2 separate regions of the Homo sapiens genome follow, and region 1 is linked to region 2. A link is a contact called in ENCODE Hi-C data. All regions are on one chromosome and are shown on one strand. The core of a region is the stretch at or near the end of the contact, and the rest is flanking DNA. Distances in the headings are between cores, read along the strand shown.

Region 1 (5,064 bases), core at 963-3,462, 200 kb before region 2:
AATCTATTCTTCAACCTGAGCCTCTAAATATTTTGCATATGATATACTAATAAGAGCAGGGAAAAGGATAGTCGATTCCTAATATATGCATGCATTTATAATTGAAGTTATTTTTGTGTAAGTATGGCAAGCAGAATAGATAGTATTTAAACCTTTAGATTGATAGGATGATAAAATAGGAAAAAACCCCAAAGCTTAACACAAAGAGTCATTGTTGAGTTCAGTTTCATATTCTGAAACACTGAAGTGAATAGAAACATAATAAATAAATCTATGAACTTGCAATTTACCTTTTAGTCCCTTTTTTTGTAGTATATGTAATGACAGCACAAGTTTGTGGACAGAGGGACAACCATGACAAACAGGCTTCTTGGAGAACAAGGGGAGTCCAGTTCAGTTGCTAGAGTCAACATATAGTGTGTTTCCTGTGATTGGTGTGGTTCTCAGGTGCTTGCTGTAAATTTGGGCAGTGTTAAAGGGTTGGCATTTCTATGTTTGGTCAACCTGATAGTGCTTGTACCATAATCATCCATAATCATATAAGATGGTGAAATGGGCATGGGCCTTAAGTCTTTAAGAAATTTAAGATCTATTTTTTTTAAAATGTAAAAGATCTAATCTTTTATATCTTTAAGATTTGATCTTTTAAGATGCTTGGGTTAAGTGAAACTGATAAGAAACTGATAAGTTGTTTCTCTAGCTTTTAAAAATACATGGAGTGAGTTCTATAATTCCTCAGGAAGTAAGAGCTGTTCCTTTTGAGCTGAAGAACATATTGCAATTCCTATTTCATTGCAGAGATATTTCTCTACTTTAAAATGCTACCCGCTTCTCATCCACACAAAAATTGTGAAACAGAGGGGGCTGGGGCCAGTAAGGAAGTTATGAAGAAAAGTAATTTCACATTAGGTGAGCTGGAAGCCAATAGCTTAATTTTAATATGACCAAGTGGATTATTTATTATTTATATCTGTTTTAAAATAATAACCAAAATATTGTCTTTAAAATAGGTGATTTAAAGCATATTCATATATTGTATAAATGATTAATAATGTATAATTAGCAAACAGATCTTTGAAATTTATCGTTATACATAGACATTTCCAGAAAATTAGTGTCCTATGAGTTTTATGTATTTCATTATCAGTAAGGTATTCTCTAATCATTGAAAAATAAGCACTGCTTTTTTATTTTTAGCAACCTCTCAGTTTCCTTTTTGATATTGACACATTTGCATTTCTTTTATTACATATAGAAGTGAAGATAAATATTTGGGATAAATGTGGAAGGGACAGAAATAATCACATGTCCTTTAAGTAACTTACAGTACTCTTTATAGTTGGTATAAAAACCAAACACTCATGAAGAAATTAGAGATACTTAAAACAAATAAGGAATTATTGGAAATAATATTGAGGGATACTGACTTCAAGCACAGTATGGATTCAGTTTCAAGGAGGAAGTGAAATTGAATCTGTACTTTGAAGGATAAGTTGCTTAACATCAAGGAGGTAGAGGGCATTTCACATGGGAGAAGAAAACAAAAAGTCTAAAGGGCAATAGAGACAAGAATGAGGAAGGCACATAGTGAGGACAGTGGAGAGAGGGACCAGATTGGAGAAGATAGCATTTGTTGGGACCAAGGAGGACAGTGGGAAGTAAGATTTTCCAGAGAGTGGTACTTTGGTTATGAAGACCCTAAAAGCCAGCAAGAGTCTGTATGCAGTGAAATAAGCAACAGGGAGACATTGATATTGAGTAGTTTCTTAAGTATTAATTTTTGCATATAAATTAGTAGTATTTTTTCTAATACTTAATAGACCCTACAGTTACACCTCTAGTCTTGTTCTCATCAACTTAGAATTTTCATTTCAAATGAAAGTTTCACCTTTATTGTTTAAAGGATTGAAATAATACCCTATCTAGAATATATGGAAAAAGGTCTCTGAATACATCAATAGAAGAAATTACTTCTGGAATAATTGCAGTTATGAATTTAATAGGGTAGAAGAATTGCATTACATTTTTCTAGAAAGCTAAACAACCTTTGAGCATGCCAGTCTTTTAGTAATAAGGATGGAAGTATAGAGCAAAGGGAAAGACTGTGAGTACCCACAGGGTGGTATTTGTGGCTGTGGCTGGGGTTACTGGGAGTTACTGTTCTACCATGGAGAGCCAGGAGCGGAAGGCCATCGATGACTTACTGGCTCTTCTCCACATTCAGCAACAGGAAACCCACAATGCAGAACACCAGGTTGCGTGTCAAATGCCCTCTGACTCACTCCTTAGTATGGAAAATAATGATAAATAATGCAAATTTCTATTTTGTAGTCTTTTAGCATTTTTTCAAGAGCATTTGCTTTATTTCACTCTATCTCCGTAGTCTTTCATCTCTAATCTGAAGAAAGCAGGTTAGATGAAATTTGCTTAGCATCAAGTTAATGATTAGCAGAAGAACCAGGATTTAACTTCAACCTTTTCTGATTTCAAATCTGGAATTTGTCTTTGTAACAAGCATCTTTGGTGATTCTTATGCACATTGCTTTGGTTTTCTGTGTCTACATAAATCAATAGGTAATTTTAGTGTCCTTGCAGAGGAAGAAACTCTGCGATAAAAATTGGAACTGAAACTAAAAACAAGTTTTGATGAAAGATTGCTTTGACAAGATTTATTGTTGTTACTGTTGGTAAAATAATATCTTTTTTACTCAAACAAAATGTTTATAGTTTCTGCCCTAACCAGAGTGTGTAAATTCTTTGAAAAAATTCTACTCTTCCCAGATCGACTTCAAGCATGCCACATTTTGTACAGAGAAGATATTCTGTATGAATAACTCAGTATTTATTATAATGTTAGAAAATATTTCTCTCAACAGTAAGTTCCTCATTTTAAATAATGAGAGAAAGCATATTGATTCAAAAGAACAAGAAAAATTATCACAATATCATAAGAAAATATTTACTTTATTCATGACAAAAATGTTAGTTTGCTTTTAGAAATATTTTTGGCAAAATAAAGGTCTGAATATAATCATTTTAGTTATCTAGTTATTAGAGTCTAGAAACACATTTTCTGAAACAAATTAATATGGACACATTTTGAATTGAGCAGGATTACTTTTGAAGGACTTCAGGATATGTTAAGGAAATATTTTTCTTGCTTCCTTTGTACTGTAAAGCAGTAAACCTAATTCTTTGACCTATGAGTTAAAAATAGTCTGGTATAAAGTCATGAGAAAATGGCTTCTTCCTTGAAATAGAGGAATGCATTTCAGCAATAAGCTTATGATAATCTCGACTTTCATGCTATTTGGTGCAGCAAATCAATGCATTGCCTAGTAATTGGCTTCCAATTAATTCTCCATTTAGTTTTGACACAGGACTCTCTGGGTACAGAGGGAAAAGCTTAACTTTGAGCCTGTGAATATGGGGATTATGCTGTGCTAAGGGAATTTTAAAATTTGGAACTGACATAACTGATATAAACAAGGGACATACCACTTAGGGCAAGCTGGGGATGGGTGGGTGGGGAATCAAAATTACTACAAAAGGGAAAGGAAACTGGTTTTGGAGATTCAAAATGGAAATTGGCCCTACTTAAGGATGGACCCATCGACTGCCAGGACTTGGATAAACTGTGCTGTAGATTTGACCCTGTGGGTTTATTGTAAAACAGAACAAAACCAAAATCAAAAAAATTCAGTTAACCCAGACAATCCATATACTTAAACCAGTTCTACAATTAAGACCATGTTTCACAAGCAGAAGTGAATTTTCAAGCATAATTTTTACATAGGTATGTCTATTGGTAGAGTATTGGAGTGAATTTAGTTTTTAGTAGTGTGACTTTCTATTTTTCTTTGGTCTTTTTTCCATGCCTTTCATCACTTGATAAGTTTTAGAGGAGTGGAGCAAAAATAAAATTTTCATTTAATTTTCTAGTGCCAGTATGTTTGAAATCCTAGCAGGAGGTAACTCCTCCTTATCTGGTATTTAACTATTTCTATGATATTTATATTTTCTTTTTCTACCTTATCGGTTAAATACATAAATCCTTATATTGCTACATTTGTTATAGGTGCCAAATATATATATATATTTCTGTAAAAATGCTTAGCTATTAGTAACTTGGAGGATTTTTCAATGAGAGAAAAATCTCATTGAAATCCTATGTATTCAGAGAAATATATCATGTTAATTGTAATCTGTCCTTCATAAATTTCAAAGAAAGCACAAATTGTAGATGATTAATCTCTACATAACCTATCTGACCCTACCACTTTAAAGATATTAAAGAGAGGCCAGGTGTGGTGGATCAAGCCTGTAATCCAAATGCTTTGGGAAGACAAGGTGGGAGGATCACTTGAGGCCAGGAGTTTGAGAGCAGCCTGGGCAACACAGCAAGACGTCATCTCTTCGAAAAGTAAGAAATAAAAAAAATTATCCGGGGGTGGTGGTGCATGCCTGTAGTTCCAGCTACTTGGGAGACTGAGGTGAGAGGATCACTTGAGCCCCAGGAGTTCAAGATTGCAGTGAGCAGTGATTGTACAACTGCACTCCAGCCTGGGCAACAGAATGAGACTTTGTCTCTAGAAAAATAAAATAGGCCAGTTGCAGTGGCTCACACCTATAATCCCACCACTTTTGGAGGCTGAGGTGGGAGGATCACTTGAGCTCAGGAGTCCAAGACCAACCTGGACAATGTGGTAAAACCCCGTCTCTACAAAAGACAACTTAGCCGGGTGCAGTGATGCATGCCTGTAGTCCCAGTTACTCAGGAGGCTGAGGTGGGAGAATGGCTTTAGCCCAGGAGGCGGAGGTAGCAGTGAGCGAAGATCACACCATTGCACTCCAGCCTGGGCAACAGAATGAGACCCTGACTCAATAAAATAAAATAACTAAATATTCATATTCATATTTTTTTCAGGAAGGAAGGCATGCTCTGTACCCTCAGCATGTAGGGGAAACACATAGATGAAGTGATAATAATTGGAATTTGTTGTGGTTCTTTGGATCATACACAGTAATGATAAACTTGATTCTCCTCTGAGCTCTGAAGGGATC
Region 2 (4,476 bases), core at 438-2,937:
ACATACTCTCATTCTCAAGACTCACTTTGAAACAAAGATTAGAATGGGGTGGGGGGAAGCATGAACGACTCTTTCCTTAGGGAAGGCACGAAGTGGTGATGCTTGGACCTGTTTATGAGTTTGGGGAGGGGAAAATGGAGAGGAAGAAGAGGAAGAGACTGCAAGCCCAGAGGCGATGGCAGAGTCTTCCTCGGGTTTGCTTCTGCGTGGATACCCTCACTTTATCAGCGAAATGTAGCCCAGAGTTCATTCCACCTCTCACAAGAAACACACAGACAAATGGGGCACACCAAACTTAAGCATCATTAGACTGTTGATCATCAAATCAAATTTCAAAGACTTGTATGTAAATAGAACTAGAGCGAAACCCGTTTTAAAATTTGTACTGTTTTCCTGTTTTCTCTCTCTCTTTTTTTTTTTTTTGGCATAGCATATCCACTAAAATTTAATCAAATTGTAATAATTATATATCTGTTCCAGAATATGGGGGAGAGGTTAATGCCACCTGCTTATGTCATCTTAAATATTCACCTAACAAATCATCTTAACTATATTACGATCGTCAAGGTGCCTGGGAAGTAATTAACATGCAGGAAAAACAAAATCTGCTCCTTAAGGCTTCTTCCAAAGTGCCTGTCCTTACGAAAGGCTCTCTCATCCAGGGCCCCATCAGTGGCCACCTCTTTCATGCAAACTGAAATAACCTCAACATCACATCCAGCATTGGAACCTCCCCAAATGCCCATCTCCGTTTGCATTTTTTCTACTCATCCCTGAGCTCTCACAGCCCCTTTAGGGGCAGGACCCCTGAGGATGAACCCTCATTCCGCCGGTCTCTCGGATCCCCCTTTCTCTTTTGCTTGATTGCCCCTCCAAACAGGAAGGCGCCAACAACCCTACCTTGAGTCAGACCTGCGGCAACTAGGCAAGCTGCAGCCGCGAGGTAGAAGCTCTCTCTGACCCTTTTACCTTAATGGTTCGTACCCGCGGGAAATAAAGTTGGAAAACTGCAAGCGATTTCCGATCTACGGCTTCTTCCAGCTCCTCAGATTTATCTTACCGTCCCCCCCGCGAATCCTCTCAAGATCCCACCGAGAGATGGATTCGAAGACTCTCCCCTCCTTCCGCTGCTGGATTCTGGCCCGTGCCCCGTCTCTCTCCACCCCAGCGGCTTCCCGAGGTAGGAGCGCCAGGAGCCTGCGCCCTAAGTGGGGTCTCGCCGGCTTGGACCGCCACCCCTCGCCCTTGGGCCCGGGTCAGACCCCTCCCTTCCTCCCAGCCTTGACCACTATCTCCGCCTAGCACCACAGAACTTCGCCCCCAGGGAGCAGAGGTTGTGGGCAGAAAAGGGAAAGGGCAATTCTTGAATTCCTGCGCTGTTAGATCAAAGTAGTGTGGGAAAGGACTTGGCGCCGGCTTCCCAGCGTTTCCGCCGAGAGCAAGCGCTGTCCAGCCTCCCACTCCCCACGTCCCCACACCCCTTCCCCACCTGCGCGCCAGCTGCGGGCGTGACCCGCACTCCCGGGCTCAGCGCTGATCCGCACACTCACCCCTGGCGCTCCCTGCAGCAGTCGGAGCTGGCAAGGTGGCGCCCCCAGCCCCGGGGCGCGGGAGGGCAGGGGCGACCCCACGGGGCGGGAAGACAGCAGCGCCTGTCGCCAGCTTTCGGGGCCGCGACGCTGACTGCGCGCTGGGGAAGTCTTGCGCCGCCCTTGCGGGTCCGGGGCGCCTGCGGGTGGGCGGACGCCCCAGGCTCTCCAGCACGCCTAGCAGCCCTCTCCTCTTGCCTTCCTCCCTTCCTTCCTTCAACACCCCTCTCTCCCTTTCTCTCTTGCTTCTGTCACTTTTTCGCCTCCCTGCCTCTTCTCTCCTCCGTCTCCTCCCTCCTCTTTCACTGATGCGTGGAGAAGGGCGGGGGAGAAAAAAGTCCAGTCTCTTAAACTTGAGTGATACCTTCGAGATTATCTGTTCATGGAATCCGAAAAATGACGTGAATCACTTTTCCGAAAACCTTTAAAATAAAATGATTTTTGCCTCACATTTTTTCATCTTTGCGTCTTCTTCCCAGTGACTCTTTTTATCCAGCTGGGTGGCTAGCAATGAGAGAGGTCAGATAAAGAAAGCAAAACGGGAATTATAGGTAGAGGACTTAGGAAGTGGGATCGTGAACAGCCATTGGGTGGGCCCAGGGATTAATTTACCCACAATTTCATGAAGAATGCATTTTCTGAAAAAGAAGTGGTGCTGGAGCATGAGAAGGAAGATAGGCAAGGTAATAGGGTCAGGATTTATTCACAATTTTATTCTCAGGCATGCCTGGTGGTTTATCCAGGAGATGCCTTAGCATATGTTTGTAGTGCTTTGACCTGGAGAGAATACGTGACCTTTTCCGTTCCTGGCCTTAAATCGTTTTCGACTAATGTTTGGTAGCTTGCAAAGAGTCCAGTTAGCCTGCCAGGAATTCCCCAAATCTTCTTTAAAAGACCTTAGAAGCTTGTATGCTTCTTGGAAGGTGGCAATTTTTCACCACTGAAACAGGTCTCCAATGCTGAGAAAGGTGGGACAGATATTTATTTATTTATTTATTTATTTATTTATTTATTTATTTATTTTGTACAGAGCACCGCCTTTGTAGTCCACAGATGCACCTTCCCAAGACTGAGTTTTACTCTAAGCCTGACTGTCTTAGATTCATATTCCCAGAAAGGAGCTACTGTTAACGAGAGATCCTTTCTGTTCTCCCATTTCCCAACACTAAGTTGATCTTAGATGAGTCTTTCTTATAGACCAAGCCTGTGCTTTCCAGCCCACCTTCCTTCCATTGGTGAAGTCATCCATGATATTCTTCTGGTATCATATATTTAAATGAGATAGCGTATATAAAATACTAAACATAATGCTTGGCACTTAGTAGTCAGAAATGTTAGCAGAATTATGGGTAATGACGTCAGATTATCATTAGCATTTATTTTATGTTTTAATTCTCTCACGTAGTTTTTTAGCCTCAATTTCCTATGCCATGACTTGCACAGTTCTTGTCTTTGTCCCTTATAAATATATGACAGAGTGTTTATGGCTACTCTTAGCAGAGTACAGTGAAAATAATTTCAGAGGAAGTCCAGATTTATAACTTTCCTAATAGGACACAGTAATTTCTCTAGAAGATATGATATTGACAGCCTTGACTTTACACTTGTAACTGAAAGTAATTTGTAACAAATCTTGTAGATGACAGCCATGGATAAAGTCCAAAGTTATATTTCCTCAACAAGCAGATTAAGAATATCTCCACTTTATACACAGAGTTTCTGCAATGATAGTGCAAACAGCAAGTTGTCCATAGGAACCAACCTGCAATCTGGAGAGCTGAAGACCTCAACTTTAAGGTGTTTCCAGATGACATATTTGGACTTACATAGCTGGAGTTTACAATTTAATGATCTATCTTGGGAGTAGTTATGTTAAGTGAAGGTGTGGAAAATACCCCATCTGTGATGCAAGAGGAATATACAGTTTCAGATGCTTCTGCTATTGCTACTGCAGCAAACAAATTGGTTAGGTGTCAGTGATGAAAATGCACCTTGCGTGCTGCAACAGGACATTGTGCCCTAGAGGTATTCCATTTGCTATTCAGTGCACAGATACTTAACCTGGCAGGCAGGACACAGTCACAGCACTCAGCAAGGGTTTCTCTGAGTAGCGGATGCCATAGAATTAACACTGTAGGCTGCTTCTTTAGATAGACTACATTTTAGAGGCCTTGCTCTCAGTGAGAAAGAGGCCAGAATCTCAGTTAGTTTTTAAATTCACTGCTTTTAAGTTGTTTAAAGTGAATTAAAGTTCAGACCAGTTCTTTCTGAATGCTTAGGAGAAAGATCCTGAAAACACTGGTGCTTTTAAGGTCTTGTTTATTTTTAATCTTAGATATGCAGAATGAGGGACATGTCTTAATAGACAACACACTAATTGTCTGTTCTTTGAGCTTTTGGCAGAAAGAATATTTTATTAAGGACAAATTGCACTAATTTGGTGATATCGATCTCAGTTTAAGACGAAGTTGAATCTCTCTTGTTCTTTTCAATTAAGCTGACTGTGAACTGTAAAAAACAGCCACAAAGTGCAAAATTAAGGGAAAAAAATCCAAGAAGTTGTAAAAGGATGTAAGTAGTGTAGACAAAACTAGTACAAATAGTGCAGGCCTAAATAACATAACCCTTAATAGTTTATGATTTTCTTGAGTTATTTGGTTAACTGAGGAAGACTAACCTCATTTCATATATCTTATAAGATATACTGACTCATCCCATGATATCAAAAAGTCGATTTTTAGGTGCATTATTTTAAGTACCTTTTAACTGTATTTTGAAAAAAATACTGCAGAGTAAAATAAAAATTTGCAATGCAAATAAAAGCAATCAAATAAGCAACTGTTTCCTGGCTTATGGGAAAAACATTTTAGTTTTTTTTATAATTATT

Evidence for each region. A loop is a pair of places that touch in the nucleus more often than their neighbours do. Pooled maps may share reads with other maps.
Region 1: a map of A673 shows a loop between it and region 2 (5-fold over the local background). The contact joins the enhancer-like site here to the promoter of HTR1F in region 2. A Hi-C loop is called at or near these places in 5 of 168 maps with a recorded cell type or tissue (A673, Calu3, K562 and 2 more), 10 of 37 single-sample maps with no recorded cell type and 12 of 50 pooled maps.

Annotation. Positions count from the first base shown.
Region 1 is chr3:87,994,644-87,999,707 of GRCh38, reverse strand. No RefSeq gene overlaps it. Among named protein-coding and RNA genes, the nearest start is that of CGGBP1, 62 kb to the left of the region's middle. Within about 2 kb of position 2,212, at least 4 of the 41 ENCODE cell types and tissues checked have a DNase peak (open chromatin) inside an H3K27ac peak, as active enhancers do; they include A673, where a contact is called at or near this core.
Region 2 is chr3:87,789,917-87,794,392 of GRCh38, reverse strand. HTR1F (5-hydroxytryptamine receptor 1F) reads right to left here and starts at 1,687. Exons shown (of 3, transcript NM_001322209.2): 1 at 1,551-1,687.